2 separate regions of the Homo sapiens genome follow, and region 2 is linked to region 1. A link is an interaction called in ENCODE POLR2A ChIA-PET data of the cell type or tissue named here. Cell type or tissue: endothelial cell of umbilical vein. All regions are shown on one strand. Each heading gives the region's core, and the rest is flanking DNA. Links, peaks and the distances in the headings are about the cores only.

The links. ChIA-PET counts read pairs that join two places held together with the same protein. Peaks named below come from ENCODE experiments on the same cell type or tissue, not always from the same donor. Only the 100,000 strongest peaks of a DNase experiment are listed, where the experiment ranks them.
Region 2: POLR2A ChIA-PET joins it to region 1 with 5 read pairs; 3 of 35 experiments call an interaction of 5 or more read pairs at or near these places.

What each region holds. Positions count from the first base shown.
Region 1 is chr6:142,326,834-142,338,309 of GRCh38, forward strand. All of the region lies in intron 2 of ADGRG6 (adhesion G protein-coupled receptor G6), which reads left to right. Among named protein-coding and RNA genes, the nearest start is that of ADGRG6, 31 kb to the left of the region's middle. RefSeq lists a silencer at 7,539-7,833. In endothelial cell of umbilical vein, for the core only: no CTCF peak of the experiment used is centred there; DNase peaks (open chromatin) are centred at 4,558, 4,978, 5,768 and 7,598; H3K27ac peaks cover 3,080 bases.
Region 2 is chr6:142,195,843-142,203,842 of GRCh38, forward strand. VTA1 (vesicle trafficking 1) reads left to right here. Exons shown (of 8, transcript NM_016485.5): 6 at 2,597-2,773. Among named protein-coding and RNA genes, the nearest start is that of VTA1, 53 kb to the left of the region's middle. In endothelial cell of umbilical vein, for the core only: no CTCF peak of the experiment used is centred there; DNase peaks (open chromatin) are centred at 4,569, 5,189 and 5,559; H3K27ac peaks cover 3,851 bases.

The DNA.
Region 1 (11,476 bases), core at 1,626-9,625:
TGAACCCTTTTTGTAGACTTGTGGGATTTATATTTGCATACATTTGCTTTTTATTTGAAAATCTTTTTACTTTAAGAATCCTTTTAAGATTAATTGACACAGATCATTCTTTCAGAAACTGATGGCATCCAGAAAACGTTTAGTACATGATTTAATGATTTAGTACCAAATCATGGGTATTGTGAAAGTACCCAAGATAATTTCTCATCTTGGTCTGATTATGAAAGACTAGTATTCCATCTTGCTCCAGTACTTTGTTTGGGTGTGTATGCTTTATTAATTAAGTTGTTTTTAGATGTAATGCAGTTGTCAGTGGGGTAATATGACTTTTCTAAAAATGTTTTAATTTTTAAAGCCTCATAAAATAAAGAATGAGGCAAATGAACCATAGATTTAACTTAATGATAGGCAAAAAGATAAAAAGAGGAATTCATTAAAAAAAAAAAGTCTTTGGGGACTAGGAGGAACTGGAAGTACCATAACAGCAACTTTCTGTGTAAACTGGAAAATCTTCTCATTCAAACTTAACACATGGAGTTCACCGTCTATATTAGGAAATGTTTTGGAACACAGTGTGAAAATCAGCTGTAGCAAGAAACAGATTTTAATTAATACAGACATAGAGTAAACCTCTGAGGCTGAACATCGTTATTCAATTCAGTTGGAAGATAAGCTACTAGATATTTATAGGAAATGTGTATTATCATTTCCCTCATTGTGTAGCACCAGAACTCTTCTACCTGCACCTGATGGCTTCTTACCTGTCATCATTCCACTTCCCTTTCTCTGCAAGAGTATTATGTAACCAATCTTTATTCATCCTATTTGGGAAGTCAGCTATTTCTATAAAGGGTAAGCTCTTTATCAGTTTTTTCACTGAATTCCCTTCCATTTACTCCTCCACTTTTTTACAAATCTTTTGAGTTGAAATATGCCTCCATGACTCATTGTAATGATCAGTAATCATAAACTAGTGTTAACATTTAATTTTTTTGAAAGAAAACAAGAATCCTACATTTTGAGATTAAATCAAATTTGATCAATATCTCAATAATGTTACTTTATTTTGCATATTGTTTCTTGGTGTGTAATTTTTTTTTCAGTTACTTCATCAGATTCTTACAATTTCTCCCTCCTTCCCAAAAGGCAAAAGAATTATTTTTCCTACGTTACAGATAAGGAGACCAAAGTTAGGAATACTTAAGTGCCAGCCCTATGGGAAAACAGAAACAAAACAGAACGCAGTTCTTCAGACTCTTAGTCCTTAGTCATTGTTTTTTCCATTATCTTGGAGGTAAACCTCCAAAGGGCCCACCAATATCAAGCAAAGGCTATGGAGGTTTACACCTCCTTACATGCTTATCCTTTTGTTTTGTTTTGTTTTTTTGAGACAAGGTCTTGCTGTGTTGTCCAGGCTGAAGTGCAGTGGCATGATTTCAGCTCACTGCAACCTCTGCCTCCTGGACTCAAGCCCTCCTCCCACCTCAGCCTCCTGAGTAGCTGGGACTATAGGCACACATCTCCATGCCTGGCTAATTTTTGTGTATTTTGTAGAGATGGTGTTTCACCATGTTGCCCAGCTGGTCTCGATCTTATGAGCTCAAGTGATCTTCCCACCTTGGCCTCCCAAAGTTCTGGAATTACAGGTGTGAGCCACTGGGCTGACCTGCTTATCCTTTTCTGATTCCATTTCTTTCATCTTGATAGCCAGGAGTCAGGTTGTGTTTTTTAAATCTAATTATAGTTCAGTAATTGTACTCAACAAAATTTCTTCTATTATGTTTCAATTATAAGTATTGCCAGAGAGTTTTATACCAGTGGTTTTTCAAGTGAAGTCTGGTCTTGGAACCAACAGTAGAGTATCACCAGGGAATGCCATAGAAATGCAAATCCTTGGGCGTCATTACAGACCTACTGAGTCAGAAAGTCTGGGGTAGCGCTCATTGACTTGTGTTTGCCCAAGCTTTCCAGGTGATTTCGATGTTAGCTAAAATTGGACTGTTTTAAACTCTTAATCGATGAAATTGACATTGAGGTAAATTGTAGTTTAATTTTTGTCCTGAGCTACCTAAAAAGTCTGTCCAGCATTTATAATATTTTTCTTACTTATATCCACATCCCCACATTGGCTCCCTGAGATGGTAGTAGAGTATAATGGTTCAGTGTGTGGGCTCTGAAGATGAACTGTAAGTTGGAATACTGGTGTTATTACTTACACTTCATATGGGCCCTGGAAAAGTTACTTCTCTGTGAAATGCAGTCATGGTACTTCCTGCCTTCTGAGGTCTTTGTGATAATTAAATAAGTAAAATGTTAGCTATAGTTGTTATTATTTAGCACAGTTATTTGCACAATGAATCATGAAGTATTGTTTTGGAAAGTAATATTTTAAGTTTCAACCAAGGACTTTAAAAATGAACTTTTGGGGAGACAACCAATTTGGGAGAGTTTCTGGGGTAATATATAATCTTCATGGCTCATTAGCCATATTTTTTCCTTTCTGAGTGTTGTTTGCAATTTCATTTTAATAATTTATTAGTAACTAAAAGTAGCTATAAAGAAGACATTTATGCCAAAATATTTGAAGGTTATTTTCTTCATTTTTCTCTAATATTTTCACTTTTGAAAGGGAAGAAAATAATTGTATAAGCATCAGCCATCTTCTGCAGCCTTTTGCATCTATTTTGTTACCTTACGAGATCATCACAGTCCTTACTAAAACAAAAATTGTCACAACGTGAGTGAATTTAATATAAACTAGCATTTCCCCCTTCCCTTAGTGAATAATCATTGTTTGTAGAAAAAGCTCCCATCATTGAGTCATGTTTGTGATCAACACAAAGGGTAAATGAAAGGACCTTAGAGTGGTGAATAGGTATTCCTGCCTTGAGGGTTTCTTTTTCATTTAAACATTGGTGTACAAATACTTCAGTAGCTAATGCATTCTTGGTTACTCCTTAAGATATCTTATTCTTCTCTAAGTTTTTCTAATTGCAGTGCAATGACAACAGTCACATATCTGCCACTTATAGGAAGGGAGTAGAAAAGGAGGAGGCTGGGAAGACAGCTGTGTAAAGGTGAGATACGTGAGCACTGATGAACTTCACTCTCCACTGCAGCCCATATATAGCCTGCAGTTGTGTGCTTCTTTATTTTAGTCTCTACTAGGCTCTGGCAAGGAAAACAACATATTCTGCTGGAAGAAATTTTTCATTTGCCACTGCAATTTTTTTTTTTTGCCACTGCAATTTTTTTTAAAAGGGAGAGGTTAAGAATTAGGTGGTATTTGGTTTTCTGTTCGTGTGTTAGTTTACTAAGGATAATGGCCTCCAGCTCCATCCATGTCCCTCCAAAGGACATGATCTCGTTCTTTTTAATGGCTGCATTGGATCAGGAAAAATAACTAATGGGCTTAATACCTGGCTGATGAAATAATCTGTACAGCAAACCCCCGTGACCCAAATTTACCTGTGTAACAAACCTGCACATGTACTCCTGAACTTACAAGTTAAAAAAAAATGAAATAAAATGTGGAAAAAAAATTCGGTGGTGAAAACATTTTTTTCTTGATGTTATTCTCAGCCAAACAAGCTCATGCAAGCCGGAAAGATGTGGGAGTAAATATGGCAATGCCATTCATTAATCATGAAAACCATATTAAGGAAAGGGCTTCCCCTAACCCTCAATGTAATATACTAGGTCACCAGATCCATTTTTAGATTCAGAGATTTCTGTTCTCTGTTCAGAATCAAGAAACAGATGATGTATTACAGTTTTGCCTTTCCCTTCAGGAAGAGGAATAAAATATGCTTGAGAAGAAGATGGATTTGATTTTCTATAACCTTATAGTATGGAATGCATTTAGTGGGCTGAAAGTTGCAAATATTGTATATGCCTTTTCCCCTGATTGTCATTAATTTGGGGTTTTGAGGAGGAGGAATTTACAACTTACTCTTTCCATTTTCAAAACCAGAGTATAAAAACATGCTCTTTCGACCTTGAAAAATTGATTTTCAATTTATTATACATCAGAGGAACTATAGCCAATATTTTTAGAGTATATAATTCTTTCCCATGTAAACAAATTCAGAATTGTTTCTTTAAAAAAAAAGCTTTTTAAGCTTCATTTATATAACTGGACTTGAGGAACAGTTTTTCTATGGGAACTCAGAAGCAAAACTTGCCTTTGCCTGAAGTCACCGACTGGGGCCCAGGGAAGCCAAAGCTCCTTTGGAGTTGAGGTCAGACATGGCTGTATGTGACATGGACATTCTATGGAATACAGCAGGGTAGAAAAGAGTTAAAAAAAAAAAAAACTATCAAACTAGTGTTTTTCAGTTGTCCTGGACTTTTTAGTGTTTCCCCACTAAGGTCTAACCTTTGCCATCTGTATGCTTTTAGATCTGAGAAGATATGCTGCCTCTTTTTTTTCACTGCCCCTCCCCTCTGAATCTTATGGCTCCTTTAAAGTGTATAGTTCAAAGAAAAGCCACAGTGAAAAGAGCTGTGTCTTTTTAGGCCTAGTGAGACATATCCTGCAGCCCATGGGCTTTGTGTGAGGCTTTCTGTGATCTCATCTTGCAGAGTCAGAAATGAAAAGAGATTCTTCTGTTCTGTGTCTGTCGGTATAATCATCATGCTGTATGACGAAAATGCAGTGGGAACCCAGCAATGACATGACCCTCTGAAAAGGGTACTTTAAAAAACTTTTTAGAAATATTGTTAACTTGATCTCATTTTGCTTTCCTTGATGAAAATAGTCCTGAAATGCAGTGTTATTTACAGAATGTAGATCTAGATTGTTACTTTTTTAAAAGCAAAAATATTGATTACTGTTGGCAGTGTTAATGGAATAGAATAATGAAAACTATTGCCTTCTCTGTTTTTTTTGTAAACGCTCTTTTTTTGTTTAGTGTATTTGTGACTAAGTAGGAAAATACGTGTCACTGCTTGCTAGCACCCCCTCACTCCCCTCATTAACTAATCATTTTCATTCACAGCTTGTGGAATTTGGCATGTTTTCATGTTAACTTTTTTGTCTAGTCATTAGGCCATCTTTTAGTGAGATGCAAATAAATGTTATCTCAGAAAAGTTAACTGTATTTTTATTAATTCGGTACCATATTGGTATTTTGCAGTAATAACAGCTTTATAATGGGACAATTAAATACAGATCATTAGGTTTTTAGAGTAATATGCTGTTAAATCTAAAATACATATCATTGATACTTCAGAAAAAGAGAAACCATATATAAATATAGGAATGGCTCACAATTCTTCTTAAAGTAGATGGAATGGGATTTAAGATCACAATATAGGTGGCCGCCCCTTTTCGATCACTGTAAAATAACTATACATATGTAGTATATTATTGGTTCTTTTAGTTGTGAAAGATTCGAATACTGAATGTTTGCAGCAGAGAGGCTGACTTACCACATAGTGATGAGTAGGTAGAAAGTCCTAGCATATTAGTGATACCTCTTCTAATTTAATTCACAGAGAAACTTAAGCATATTTAGGTATTAGGTGTCTTTACATAGACATTGAAAGTTTTTTATTTTTAATTATTAAAGTAAATTTTGTAAATTTCTGGCTTGAGACCTCAGTTGGCTCTCTGTTCTCCACTAAATTCGAATTTTTTAACTAGCATGTTTTTTGCTTTTTTTTTTTTTGTGAAGGAAGTCTGGGTTAAGCAGAGTTGACGTTCTGCTGGCTTAGATAATGAGCCACCTCATTCCAAGGCAGTTTCTCTAGGAAATGATTTCCCTTTCTTATAAATCTTGCCATGGGGCTTGGATGTCATGTGGACATAAAACATTATTACTTACCACGCCAAAAATGATAGCTTTTGCAAGAGAGACACAATATAGTAGATTGTGTTTATCTTTTAGACATCTATTGTTATCTTTGGGATTTTAAGTTAGTGAAAATACCCTTCGGCCTTCATCCTCCCAAGCAACAAGTAAAGGACCATAATATGGGCTGAAGGATCGTGGCAGTAAGAACAAGCCAGGAGGAGTTCTTGAATCTTCCAGGTAAGGGCTTCTGTCAGACGCCTGGAAAGTTAAGCACATGGAAGTGCTAGTGTGCAGTTTAGTTATCATCCTAGCCTAAGTACACTAGGAAATATACTGAGCGTAAAAATAGCTTGGCAGTTACTGACTGAGAATTATTTGAACTGTTGCAAAAGCTAGAGTGGAGATGGTCACAGGTTTCCATTATTGAAATGGTGATTGAAATGGTGATAAGTGTGGAAAAGTATAATCCTGTCATGTGCCTTACATTTCAGAGCAAAGAGAATATATGATGCAAGTCTTGATTGAGACAGTATTAAATTATTTTCTTGCTTGAATTTGTCAGTCAGTGACTCAGTTTGATTTGTCATTCAAACTCCTCTAGGGGACAGAATGGGAGACCCAGATGGTTAGAAAAAGAGCACTGTCTGTATGATGACTCCTTTGTTTTAACTCATCACCAAGCATATTTGTTGGTTTTTCAGGGTTATATCCCCTCTGACCCATTGTACTATTTCCCTAAGAGTTTACATATAACATTAGGATCACAAGGTATGGCAGACCTGGACTATCAGCTTGTTTTTCTTATTGATATTAATGTGTGGTGTAGTGAAGACTGAATGTTGCAGTCAGGCAGAATGGAGATGTAATCTCACTTTCATCACTTAAAAAAGTTTTTTTTAGTAGATATAAGGTCTCACTGTGTTGCCCACGCTAGGCTTCAACTACTGGGCTCAAGCAATCCTCCTGCCTTGGCCACCAAAAATGCTGGGATTACAGGCATGAGTCATCATGCCCGGCCACCTTCATCACTTTTGAGCTTCAAGGTCTGAGAATCTGGAAATATTACTTAGGGTTCTTATCTTTTCAAGATGAGATCAATAATACCTACTTCACACTCTGGTGAGGCTGAAACAATACAATAGATATCCATGTCCCTGGTACATTGTAATTTATTATTATTGAGAGATGAGGAAATTGAATCACAGAGAAGTTAATGGATTTGTCCATCATCACATTAGCACTAAGTGGCAGGGAAGGACTTTAATTCCGGCCTTCTGTCTCTAATCCTATGGCTTGTCCACACTGTCATTGCTCTTAATTCAAATATATTTTGGTGAATAAAATCTTTTACCAGGGATGGTATGTGGTGTAAATTACCACTGATAAATGATATCAGATTTTTGTCTGAAGGAAGAAAGTCGGTTTTCCAACAAATGAATGGATATGGCATCTGTTTTATGATAGTTTCAGGATGTTTCCAAGGTTTACCCCAAGATATGAATGTTCAACTTGAAATTCTAGAAATATGATCATTAATGGAAATACAAAGTTCTTAGACAAAAGATGGAAGAAATAATTCAGGAAGGAAGCTAAGAAGAATAACATTTCACATAAAAAGCAGGGAATCAAAAACAGTGTTTGGCTAAAGGAAAAAGGTGGTAAAGACAAGAGAAGGAAAAACAAAACTACTCCACATTGCCAGATATATTACACTTGTTAACACTAGGGAATCCAGGCTATCTATACCATCCTATGCCCCCTAAAACCATGAAGTGAATTTGCAAACATTAACAGATTATAGAAGTGCTGTTACCTAACTCTCCACACGTAGCAGAAGCCCAAGTGCCTGTAGAGTTAGAGCTGGGAGTTATGAGGAAAAGCTACAGGAAGTATGTCTTGGCCCAGAATAAGGAAGAACTTTCTGACAATAAGATGTGCCAACAGTGGAATGGCTTTTTCCCCAAAGTAATGAGCTTCCTGTCACTGGAGAGTCAGGTAGCTGCTAGAAGATTGGCAGGGTTGCAATCAAGGGTCTCTAGCATGAGGTCAGAGTTTGAATCGGGTGAACCTGAAGGTCCCTTACCAAGATTTTGTGATTCTATGACTGTTTTGGTTACACCTTTTTTCTCTTTCATACTCAGTTTTACTGTGTTTCATAAGTATCTTTTAATAAACAGAGGGCAGTACTTAGGCTTATGAAATAAGATGAACTGTGGCAATCCTTTTAAAACAGTAATCAAATGAAATTCAAAATAATATGTTAGAGGGAAATAAACAAAATATAAGATTTTTTGAAAGCCATATTGTTTAAAACCTGTGGGAGTGATTATAAATCTTAATAGAATGAATAAAGGTGATTGGCACTGGACAAAAGCATGTCTAGAAAGAGTTTATTGTTGCATTTAGCAGCATTCTGACAGGAAAGGGCTTACACAGAGTGCAGTAGTAAGAAAGCAAAAGACGTGTTTAAAGAGCTACAGGCAAATATTCTTGTTTATTACAGGTGATCGGAGGATAGTATTGAGAACCAAGAGATCAGAAATAGTGTTAAGTCATGGGGAACCTTGAATTTCAGGTTTAGATGTTTGGTTTTTGGTGGACACCTGATTTCTTTTGATGGTTTTGTTGTTTTTGAAATAGAGATGGACATGATGTGAACTTTTTATTACACAATTATTGATCTTGGTAGTGGTGGGGAAGGAGTTTTTAAAAAGGAGGATTGGAAGGGAAGTAGAAAAAGTTAGGTGAGAAAATCGAAGGCCAGAATATAAATAGAGAATGAAAATGGAGAACAGGGGAGCACAAGAAAGCCTTTTACAGTTAGAAGTAGTGAGGATTCAGTTCCTGGGAGGACAGAGCTGCCTTTCATTGCAATGGAAATACGTGGAGAGAAAAGCTTTGGAGGGCATCAGTGGGAAAGGAGGTTGTCTTGTCCACTGGTGTCCCACACTGCAGAAGTGGTGCATGGAACAGAGGTCAGGAGTTGAGATCCCGATTTGGAAGTTATTTACACAGAGGATGAATCTGCAATCATGAAGTCTGATGAAATTCCAATAGGAAAACCATAGGGGGTGGGGTGGGAGAGAAAAGAGATCTCTGAGCTGAACTATAGACAGCAGCAAAATTTAGGGAAAAAGGAGAAAAAAGTAATCAGAGAAGAAGGTGTTATAGACTACTTAATGATGTAAGAAGAAAAACCAAGAGAATATTTCTTGGAATCTGAGAAAAGAAAATTTCAAGAGAATGTAATCAGGGATCCTTTGGGAGCCCCTGTAGTAAGAAGTAAGAAAAAAATGTGAGATGGAAGTTTCCATGGGGGATGTGAACCATCCCTTCAAGAGGTTTGGAACTGGGGTGGCCATATAATTTTGTAAATGTGAAAGAACAAACAGTAAAATTACATTAGTCAAAGTTTTGCTTGTTACTCAAAGCAACTTTTTATGATCTCTTTTTTCCCCTTCTGCATGATAGCAGTGCCTCTCTGTGTGCAGGTCTATGTGCAGGTCTTCCATGCAGCAGGCAGCTCAGACTTCTCTCAAGGATAAAGGCTTTATGTGGGATAAATTTGTAATTTTGATTCAAACTCCAGTGGAAGACAGTGATTGTTGCTATTTTTCTTCCTTAGGGAGAAGTAGACAATCAGGGCATGCTAACATGGAACTTTCAGTTCTCTCTGAAATACTGTTATGTGTGCAGTAACCTTTTTCTAAGATTGATTTTTGTTTAGTAATTCAGAAAGGGCAAATTCCCTGGTCACAATTAGTTTCATCATACATACAGATAACACCATAATTTTGGAGTACTTAAAGGTTTGCTTGTTTGTGGTTTGCTCTCTGGGGTTGTGTCTGGGGTTGAAAATAAATAACCACAGCCCTTGGTTCAAATAGCTTATCTGTTACATGGTAGCAGCTACAAAACATGCTACTGATAATCAAATATAGCAATTCTACTAAAATAAATGTAACATCCACCATATGTATATTGAGGCATGTTCTAAGGAACTGTGTACTATGTTAGCATTATATGTATTTATATGTAGACACATACATAGATATATTTGTACATAGATAACACACACATGCATATTTATTACCTTCTTTTATGACACCCTCCTTAGAGGGGTGGTATTATTGTCACTATGCAGATGAGCAAACTGAGTTTGTGAGAGATCTTATAAGTACTCGATCTCAGATGGATATAAGAACTGAAGTGAGAAATGGCCCTGGGGCAATCTGTTTTCGAACCTGATATTCTTTTTCTCTGCATCATGCTGTACTACCTAGGATATGGAGGTGTTGTTACTGCCAAAGGACTTTGATATTGAGGTGTGCAAGTGAGAGAGCTAAAGTGTGGATGGTTTTGCCTCAGCTGGGCAGACTGGCACCAGGTCTGCGTCTACCAGGGCAGTGTCCCTTCCACCACTAGGTGCTTCAACAGGGGCAGTTTTTTCTCTTTTGGAATAAATTTCACAGGTACTCCATCTAATTTTTACCTTTAAAACTTCTTGCCATTAGCATCCTTTAAAATAATATGCTGGTATTTTATTATACTGTTATGTGTCTTCAAGCATTTCATGTAATCTGGTATTCTTTGTAAGTTTAGAACTGTGGATTACCAGATAAAGCCTGCCATTAAGGGTGAACAAAGAGTTTCCACCTATTGGAAGCAGTCAAATAGCATCACAGTTTAAGGATAATTTTGTACTGTCTTTTGGAAGTTGTAATGGAAACAAAATAGAATGTGGTTCAGTTTTAATCATATATGAACTGTTTTAATGAGTGCTGCACTGGGACTCAAGCTATGAAACCAAAACAAACCAGAAAAATGGCAATGGCACGCATGTTTGGGGGAACTTTATCTTTTTCCAGTAGTTCCTCCTTGTGAGGAGAGCTCAAGGCTTGCTTTACTCTCGGAGGGACTCAAGTGATTGGTTATTTGTGGAAAGCAAAATTGGGAATTCTCAACCTGATTCTCCCCTCTTTTGTGGGGCAGCTGCCTACCCAAGGGAGGAGGCATTATGCATTCTAGTGCATTTCTACAGGTTTGTTCCCCAAAGTGGGTTCATGGGTCTGTAAATGTTGGTTGCAGTCAAGTTATGTCAGTAAGCCTGGTTCTCAGGTTCAGTTGCTAAGTCCAGCTCTATTTGGAATAACAATAATATTTTAACCTTTATATTTACTTTTAGATTTTATTTCTCAGTCTATACTGATCTTGATAGGGAAGAGTGGGCTAACACAGGGGACTCATAGATATATATGAAATAGATATTATCAGTGAATAATTATATCTGATCATTTATATACATCTGACACTGAATTTATATATACTTTTGTTGAAAATAAACAAATGTTCTGACACTAAATCCTTTTTATGCCTTGTATCTTTGTTTTTTTTTTTTTTTTTTTTTGAGACGGAGTCTCGCTCTGTCACCCAGGCTGGAGTGCAGTGGCGCGATCTTGGCTCACTGCAAGCTCTGCCTCCCGGGTTCACGCCATTCTCCTGCCTCAGCCTCCCGAGTAGCTGCGACTACAGGCGCCTGCCACTACGCCCGGCTAACTTTTTGTATTTTTAGTAGAGATGGGGTTTCACCGTGGTCTCGATCTCCTGACCTCGTGATCCGTCCGCCTCGGCCTCCCAAAGTGCTGGGATTACAGGCATGAGCCACCGCGCCCGGCCTA
Region 2 (8,000 bases), core at 1-8,000, 130 kb before region 1:
AGATATCTTACTGATTTCTAATTCAATTCCATTTTAGTCAGAGAACATACTATAAAAGATTTCGGTATTTTGTAGTTTATCAAGATTTCTTTCATGGCCCAGCATATGATCTGTCTTGGTGAATGTCCCATGTGCAGTTGAAAAGAATGTATTCTGCAGTTATTGCTTATGATGTTCTCTGTTAAATCTCCAAGTACAGTGGTTTTACTAGTTCTGCCAGTTTGTTTCATTTTGAGACTCTGTTATTATATTAGGCACATGTACCTTTATAGTTATTTTTTATGAACTAACCTTTTTATTATTATGGAACATCCCACTATATCTTGCTGATGTTCCTGGTTACGAATTCTATTTGGCCGGATTTTAAAGTTAGCCACCCCAGCTTTTGTCAGCTTGGTATTTGTGTTAACGTTTTAATCCTTATGAAATGGTCCTTTTTATCTCAGCTAATATTCCTTGTCATTGATTCTATTTGTCTGTTATTAAAATTAGTCACCAGCTTTTGTCTGCTGGATATTTACATGGTTTGTCATCCTTTTAGTTTAAACAAATCTAGATCTTTGTGTTTTAAAGTACATTTCCTGCAAAAAGCATATAGGCACTTTTTTATTCTGTCTCTCAACCCCTGTGTGAGAAATAGTGTTTAGTTCATTTACATTTAATGTAATTGCTATAGCTAGATTTAAACCTATTTTGCCATTTCCTTTCTGTTAATACCATCTGTTTTTTTTCTCTTACAGTTTTTCCCCCCTCTGGTTAGTTTTGTCTCTTTCATTTGTTATGTCCATGTTTTACTTTGTGGCCTTGAACAAATTTATTGTAGCTGCTTTAAAGTGCTTTTTTGCTGATTTTCAATATCAGGGTCATTTTGAGGTCTTTTTTGTAGACTCTTTTTTTCACATTTTCCTTTTCTCCCCTAATTTTTAATAATTTCTATTTGTTGATAACATGTTGAAGCTCCTCTGCATCCTGTTATCTTTCTCTGCAAAGTCTTGATTCTTATTCCAGCAGACCATTGACTTGCCAGAACTCAAACTTTGTCCCCCTGTTTCAGCTTTAAGTTGCTTTTCTCCAGGGCCCCCTAGAGTCTTACCTGAGTGTGCATAATTCAGGGGCTTGTAGGTATTTAGTTGGGGTTCATACAAACATTTCATGGCTCACTTCTTGGCAACTTTCTTTTATGTAGACTATTGACTGCCCTCAGATGAACAGCCACATAAAATCAAATGTTACCTGGTAAGATTTCCTCTTACCCTTACTCTCATTTCTACCAGCTTTTGGTCATGCTCTAGTGCCTTTATGTTGTGGAGCTTTTTTCTTTCCCAGAATGTATAAATGTTAGAGTTCTCCAGTATTGGGGAAAGTCATGTTAATGTATGTAAAGTATAAATACATCCACAAGGTTGCTTGATAAAATGCTTATCTCAGATTAGGTAAATTTAACTTTTTTTCTTGTTTGAAATTAGCTACATTGAATAACCTGTTTATAATCAGACAAAAAAGTTATTTAAAAATGTGGTAGGAAGCAGTAAGATCTATTCTCTTTGATGAGTCTGTAGCTCTAGCTTGCTTTTATTTTAAGTTACTATGACTCCCAGTAGCGGCTGATGGTCATTTTATACTCAAAATTCAGTTTTTCAAAGTAGTTTTCAAATTCGGCTCACGATACAGTATATTTTAAAAGTTTGCATTTCAGAACTTTTCAAAATGAAATATCTCATTTCTTTCTGCATAGCTAAATGCAAAATTTCATTCCTCTGTTTTTATTAGCTAAATGCATTGAACAACTCACAGATAATCATTTAGTAGCTAGTACGCGGTAAATCTTAAGTAAAAGTCCGCTGTCAGAAAATGGAGTTCTTATTGGATAGCATAAATGTGGCATGTTTTGCCAGAAATGTCCTTGAGTCTTCATAAGTTTAAAGAAAGTTTATTTTAAAGAAAAACATATTCTGGGTGTGGTGGCTCACGCCTGTAATTCCAGCACTTTGGGAGGCCGAGGCAGGCAGATCACGAGGTCCGGAGATTGAGACCATCCTGGCTAACACGGTGAAACCCCGTCTCTACTAAAAATACAAAAAAAAAAAAACCAAAAAAAAAACAAACTAGCCGGGAGTGGTGGCAGGCGCCTGTAGTCCCAGCTACTCGGGAGGCTGAGGCAGGAGAATGGCGTGAACCTGGGAGGTAGAGCTTGCCGTGAGCTGAGATCACGCCACTGCACTCCAGCCTGGGCAGCAGAGTGAGACTCCGTCTCAAAAAAAAATATATATATATATATGTGTGTGTGTGTGTGTGTGTGTGTGTGTGTGTGTGTGTGTGTGTATATGTGTGTACATATACACTATATGCAAAGATTTTATAGAATTAAAAAATATTAACCTGAAAGAAGTGATAATCATATTGTCAGGTACAATTACATTTTTTAAGAAAATAAAAAAATTAAAAATATTGTTTTAAGAATAGAGCTTGCTTCTCCACTGCATTAAATAGAATTGCATTTAAAGATTCCATTTGTCATGTGTATAATGAAATAAGAATACCTAGCACTTGTATTTCAAAATACCTACTGTAACATTGTGTATATGTGATCTGATAGATATTGAAGAAAATGAAGATGCTGGAGCAGCCTCTCTGCCCACTCAGCCAACTCAGCCATCATCATCTTCAACTTATGACCCAAGCAACATGCCATCAGGCAACTATACTGGAATACAGATTCCTCCGGGTGCACACGCTCCAGCTAATACACCAGCAGAAGTGCCTCACAGCACAGGTGGGAAACTGTAACTGAATGATTTATTTAATTCCCCTTTTATAAAGAAGAACTGCATTTCTTATCACATATGTGCCTCATAATGATGGTCATGAAAACATGACAAGTTCCTTGAATTCCATTTGAACCCACAAGAAACATTAAATTATTTTCATTAAAATTTTAATATTAGTTGTATTCTAATTATTTGAGAAATGACAAGTATTATGTGCATTGATTACTCTTAACCTTATATTTTATTAATAAGATTGGTTTCCATGCTTTTCATATATATTGCTGTTTTTCTTTTTCTTCTCTTCCCTTTCTTTTCCCCTCACTGTTGTTTTAGAATAGCTCGGAGGTGAGTGGAGTTGATATTAGGATGTGTCAGTCAGGGTCTCACTGTGATATCTAGGTTTGTTTCATTCCCTTGGGACTATGCCTCTGCCCTGAAGATGGGTATTATTGATGATGGGGAATGGGCTTTGAGGCATGAAATCTCAGTAACAATGAAATCATAGACAGGTGAAAGCAGGGATTCGGATTTTTTTTTTTTAACCTTACACTTTAAAAAACTAACAGGAAAGAGAGACCTATCTGTGAATAAATCAGTACTGTATGTTTATGTTTTTATTTTTAAAAATCTGACAAAGTTAGTCCTTAGTAGTTAAGTCAGGGTCAGTAAAGACACTTTGACAAAATTTCAGTTACTCTTCCCTTTAATTGCATTGTTGACAAAATGTCACCTTTATCTCCAAGTAGGACACTTGCAGCTATAATTTAAATTTTACATTTAATTTTTTCAAAAACTTTTCTTAAAAATTTACTTTTATCCCAGGTGACTTATGGTACTAAACTATACAAACACTTTAAAATAATTAATGGAATGATAGTCATCCTTCATGCCCTGATTTCTACTGTTCCTATTATGTAACACACTACTACTTTACTTTTATTTGTCAGCCTTATTTTACCCAAATTTTTTTTATTTTACCCAAATTTTGCATGAATTACATTATATGCAAGTTTTCTATTTTGACCATTGTAACATCAAGTATGATTAGTGTCTTTCCTCCTATTTTAAAACTTACAAGTTTATATTATCTGCAAAAATATTGCTAACGTTTTCTTTAAGATTATTGATGAAATGATAATTTTAGCACTGATCTTTTTTTGTGTCTTCAGTCAGCATATTTGACCTTGACTTTTCAATATTTTATGGCCTATGTGATGATATTAATAGACAAACCTATTTGCATTTGTTTTGGAAGTAAAATTTCTTGGAACACTTTTAAGTATTTTATTATGTTTAGAAATATTCATTATTTCCAGTGTGGAATAATGTAAGTGAAACCAGCTACTTAGATCTGTTTGCCTTAGATGAATACTGTTCAGATTATACTTGAAGGTTGAAATCCTGATCAAGAGTCCCAGACACAAGCATTCTCATAGAGGAGCCAAGGGGAAATAAAATGCATTTAGGAGGCAAATCATATTGGTTATTTGTTTCTACCCCATGCTAAAGCATAAACTCAGCTGATATTTAACTTCTCGTGACCTTAATTTTTCCTCTTTCTAATATGAAATTAATCATACTTACTTCTCATGGTTATTTTAATTATTAAAAGGGAAAAACTGTAAAAATGGACTAGTAGTAGGCCTATCACAAAATCAGTGTTCAGCAGATTAGCCTCCTTTCCCTCTTTTTTTCCTCTTCCTTCCTATTTCTGTGCCAAGGAAAGTCAAGGTATTTAATGGCAAGTTAATGAACACTTAAAATTATTATGCGAATCAAGAGAAGTATCACAACTGGGGGTAGGATATTAACCTTATAGAAAGACTGTCCAAGGAGTTTTGTTTTAGACAGTATATCTCAAGGCAGAGTTGTGGTATAGGCACATCAGTATATATTTTATATATAGGTACACTCTATGAGTATACAAAAGAGAACACTTTTAACAGGAGGGCTATAGTAGATCGATCCATATGAAATTGCTAGTTTTGTGTAACAAAAATGATAAAGTATTGATAGTCTTATATGTTCAAACTAATACACAGTGTATCCTGGCTAGAATATTCATGACATAAAGATAAATATTAGGTGGTTTTCCATTAGAAAGTTTTTTGTCATAAACAGTTCAATTTGATCTAGTTAACTCTAGCATGAGCCTCTTGTTTTCTCTGTCTTTTGTTCCTTAGAGGGAAGAATAAAACTAAAAAACTTAGAACTTTTATAGAATGAGATCCTATCATATTTTATACACTCTTGTAGCCTTACCAGTCAAATGATTATCATGGCTAATTTCCACACTTATTCTTGCAGCAACTATATTATGTATTACTGTCTTTAACTTACAAACTCTCAAGAGACTAAGCAATTATTCTAAGAAAACAAACATACCCAGTAATGACAGAACCAGGATTTGAATCCACGTTTTTTTGACTTCATGTTTTAGCCATGTGCCTTCTATGTTCCTTCCTCTAAGGAACTAAAATCCTCTCAAATTAAAACCTACTTTTCTGATAGTATATTTCCCTTTAAGATTGGTTTGAGATGTTGAAATCTCCTCCTTTTAGCCCCAGATTTTTTTCTATTATATTTGAAACAGTAAAAAAAGTTCATAGTTGCCTAATAAAAAACAAAATAACATTTTTAATAATATAAATAATAGCAAATGTTTCCCCTCTTACTCACGTTAAGAATGATTTATTTTCTCTCATATAAAGGTCCAGGATGCACTTTTATCAAAGGGAAATCCTTAAGATAACTGAAAAGAATAGTATGTACTAATTTGCAGTTTTTAGTTCTTCCACAAAAAAGCAAAGGAGGTGCAATGAGGACAGGGATAGTGATTGTTTAAACAGGCGAAGTGTTTGCTTCTTGTGCTTTCAACACTGCACAGATATCACATGTAGTTGATACAGTGTGTTTTTTTCTTTCTCAAGAAACATAAGCTTTTTATAGTTCATATTACAGGAGAAGATTTTAGTAATAAAGCTAGATTAAATAATATAATTATTTTATGATTAAAGCTAGCCTTTCATTGTAAAATGCAGCTCACTTCATAGATCAAAATGTAGGCTGTGTACTTGTGTCAGAAGTACCATGTTTGCATTCTTCTGTAAGCTTTGATAACCTGTTGTTGATACTCTGGCCTACGCATTTCTCTCAACCCTGTTTCTCATGATTACACTAAGGTTTCACTCATTCTTTCCTTATACTGTTACTCATAGACAATATAGGTAACATTCCTTTCTTCCTTTTTCTGTGTCTCTCCAAATGCTGTGTTCTTTCAGGAGTCTGTTTAATCACACTTTCTGGATAGTCTTCTCTATAAATAGAGATTTGTTTGGAGGATTTTAATTTAGGCAGAAATGCAAATTACTTAGCAATGAATGACATTGATCTATAGATTGGACCATTAGAGTATAGTAGATTTACCTTGTTTTTTAAGATGTATATGAATGATATATGTAATCTACATAAGCCTAGGTACACCTGTTTCAAAGCACTAGACATGACTAGTGTGAAGATCCATCTCAGATTTTACATTCTAGCATTTTTAAAATAATATATATTTATGTGCCTTTCAGTGTTTGGCAAGTTTTGTGGAGAAAATTGTCAGATGTTTATAATTTAAATATATTTGGTGAGTACTTATCAAAATCAAGCAAAAAATAGTCATTGAATAGGTCAGCCTAAGATTTGGCTGTCTCCTCACTTTGCATTTATACTTTTATACAGTTTTCTATAAATATATTCATATACACAGTATATGAGAATATTTACTGTAGCATTATTTGTAATAGCAAAAGATTGGAAATTAAAACTTAAATGTCCATCAGTAATGGATTGCTTTATAAGCTATGCATGCAGAGAATGGGACACTATGGAACCATTAAAAACAGCAAGACAGATTTATACGTATTAATCTGGAATTATTGCTAGGACACATTAAGTGAAAAATGCATAAAACTAAAGTATAGTATGCAGAACTTACTACCATTTGCAAAACACACACGCAAGTATGCCTTCTAGAAGATTTTGGTTTAGATAAGTACACAAATTTCTTAGCAGAGAACAGCATTGACATATATATAGATTGGATTGGACACACAGTTATTTGTAGGTGGGTGGAAAGGTGTCATAGAAACTGGTACTAGCCCTAAACTTTGGGGTAGGAGAGGCAGGCTTTCTCCTTTATATTTTTTTGTACTATATAAAATTTGTACTTCACCTTTCATCTGTATCCCTGTGTACTTTAAAATTTTTCAATTTTTAGTTAAAAAGCAATATTTATATGGCTTTTAATAGTTCCAAAGGGTATAAATACAGAGCGAGTTTGTCCTGGAAAACAATTAAGTGAGGTAAATAATGTATATTTAAACCATTTTTTCTCTTAGGTTGGGGTTGAGAAAAATCTTAAAAGTCAAAACTTCTTACCAGAAGAACTTTAGAACTTCATACCAGAAAAACTTTAGACCTTTAGAAAATTTTAGAACTTCAGCCATCTTTTGTGAAACCGTTATTCTAGAACTCTCAGTGGATATATATCCATCCCCCTAGAAACTTCCTATTTATTTTAACCTTTTTCTCTGTTTCCTTTTTCTTATTCCAGTATTTTTCCCACTTTACCCTTTCTACAAATTGCCTATTCGAATTCAGTGTATTAGTTTGGCAAACAGTCCATCTTGAGAGACTGTTTAACTCCATTGATTTGGAGTAATCAACTTTTCCTCATTTTATTTTCCTGCTGATTGAATCATTTCAGTCCTTTTTTGGGGGAACTTTTAACACTTTTTGTTAGTTTTTTAGATGATTAATAAATAATCTTCAACTTCAGTATATTCCTTACCATTAATCAAGAATGCTAAGTTATTCATTGATATGACAGTTTTGAAATGTTCTAACAAAGTCAAAACAGTTGTTTATTGGATAATTGTTTATTGGATATGTAAAAATATCTTAAAATGTGTAAACTAGAAAATTACAAATGTTAATTTGTAATTTCATGCACAGTGATGAAATTGGATTCATCCTCTAAGTTAAACTAAATTAGAATTATGTTCTACTTTATCACCAAATTATTTAATTGGCTGAGAAATTGAAAGGTAGGGAGTTTGCTACTTCTACAGATATTTGGTAAGCTTTAATGGAGAAGTAATGCGAAGCATTAGACAAAATACATGTTAGGAAATGCATAGCCCATACACATATGTAAACACTTGATATCCTCCAACATCAACT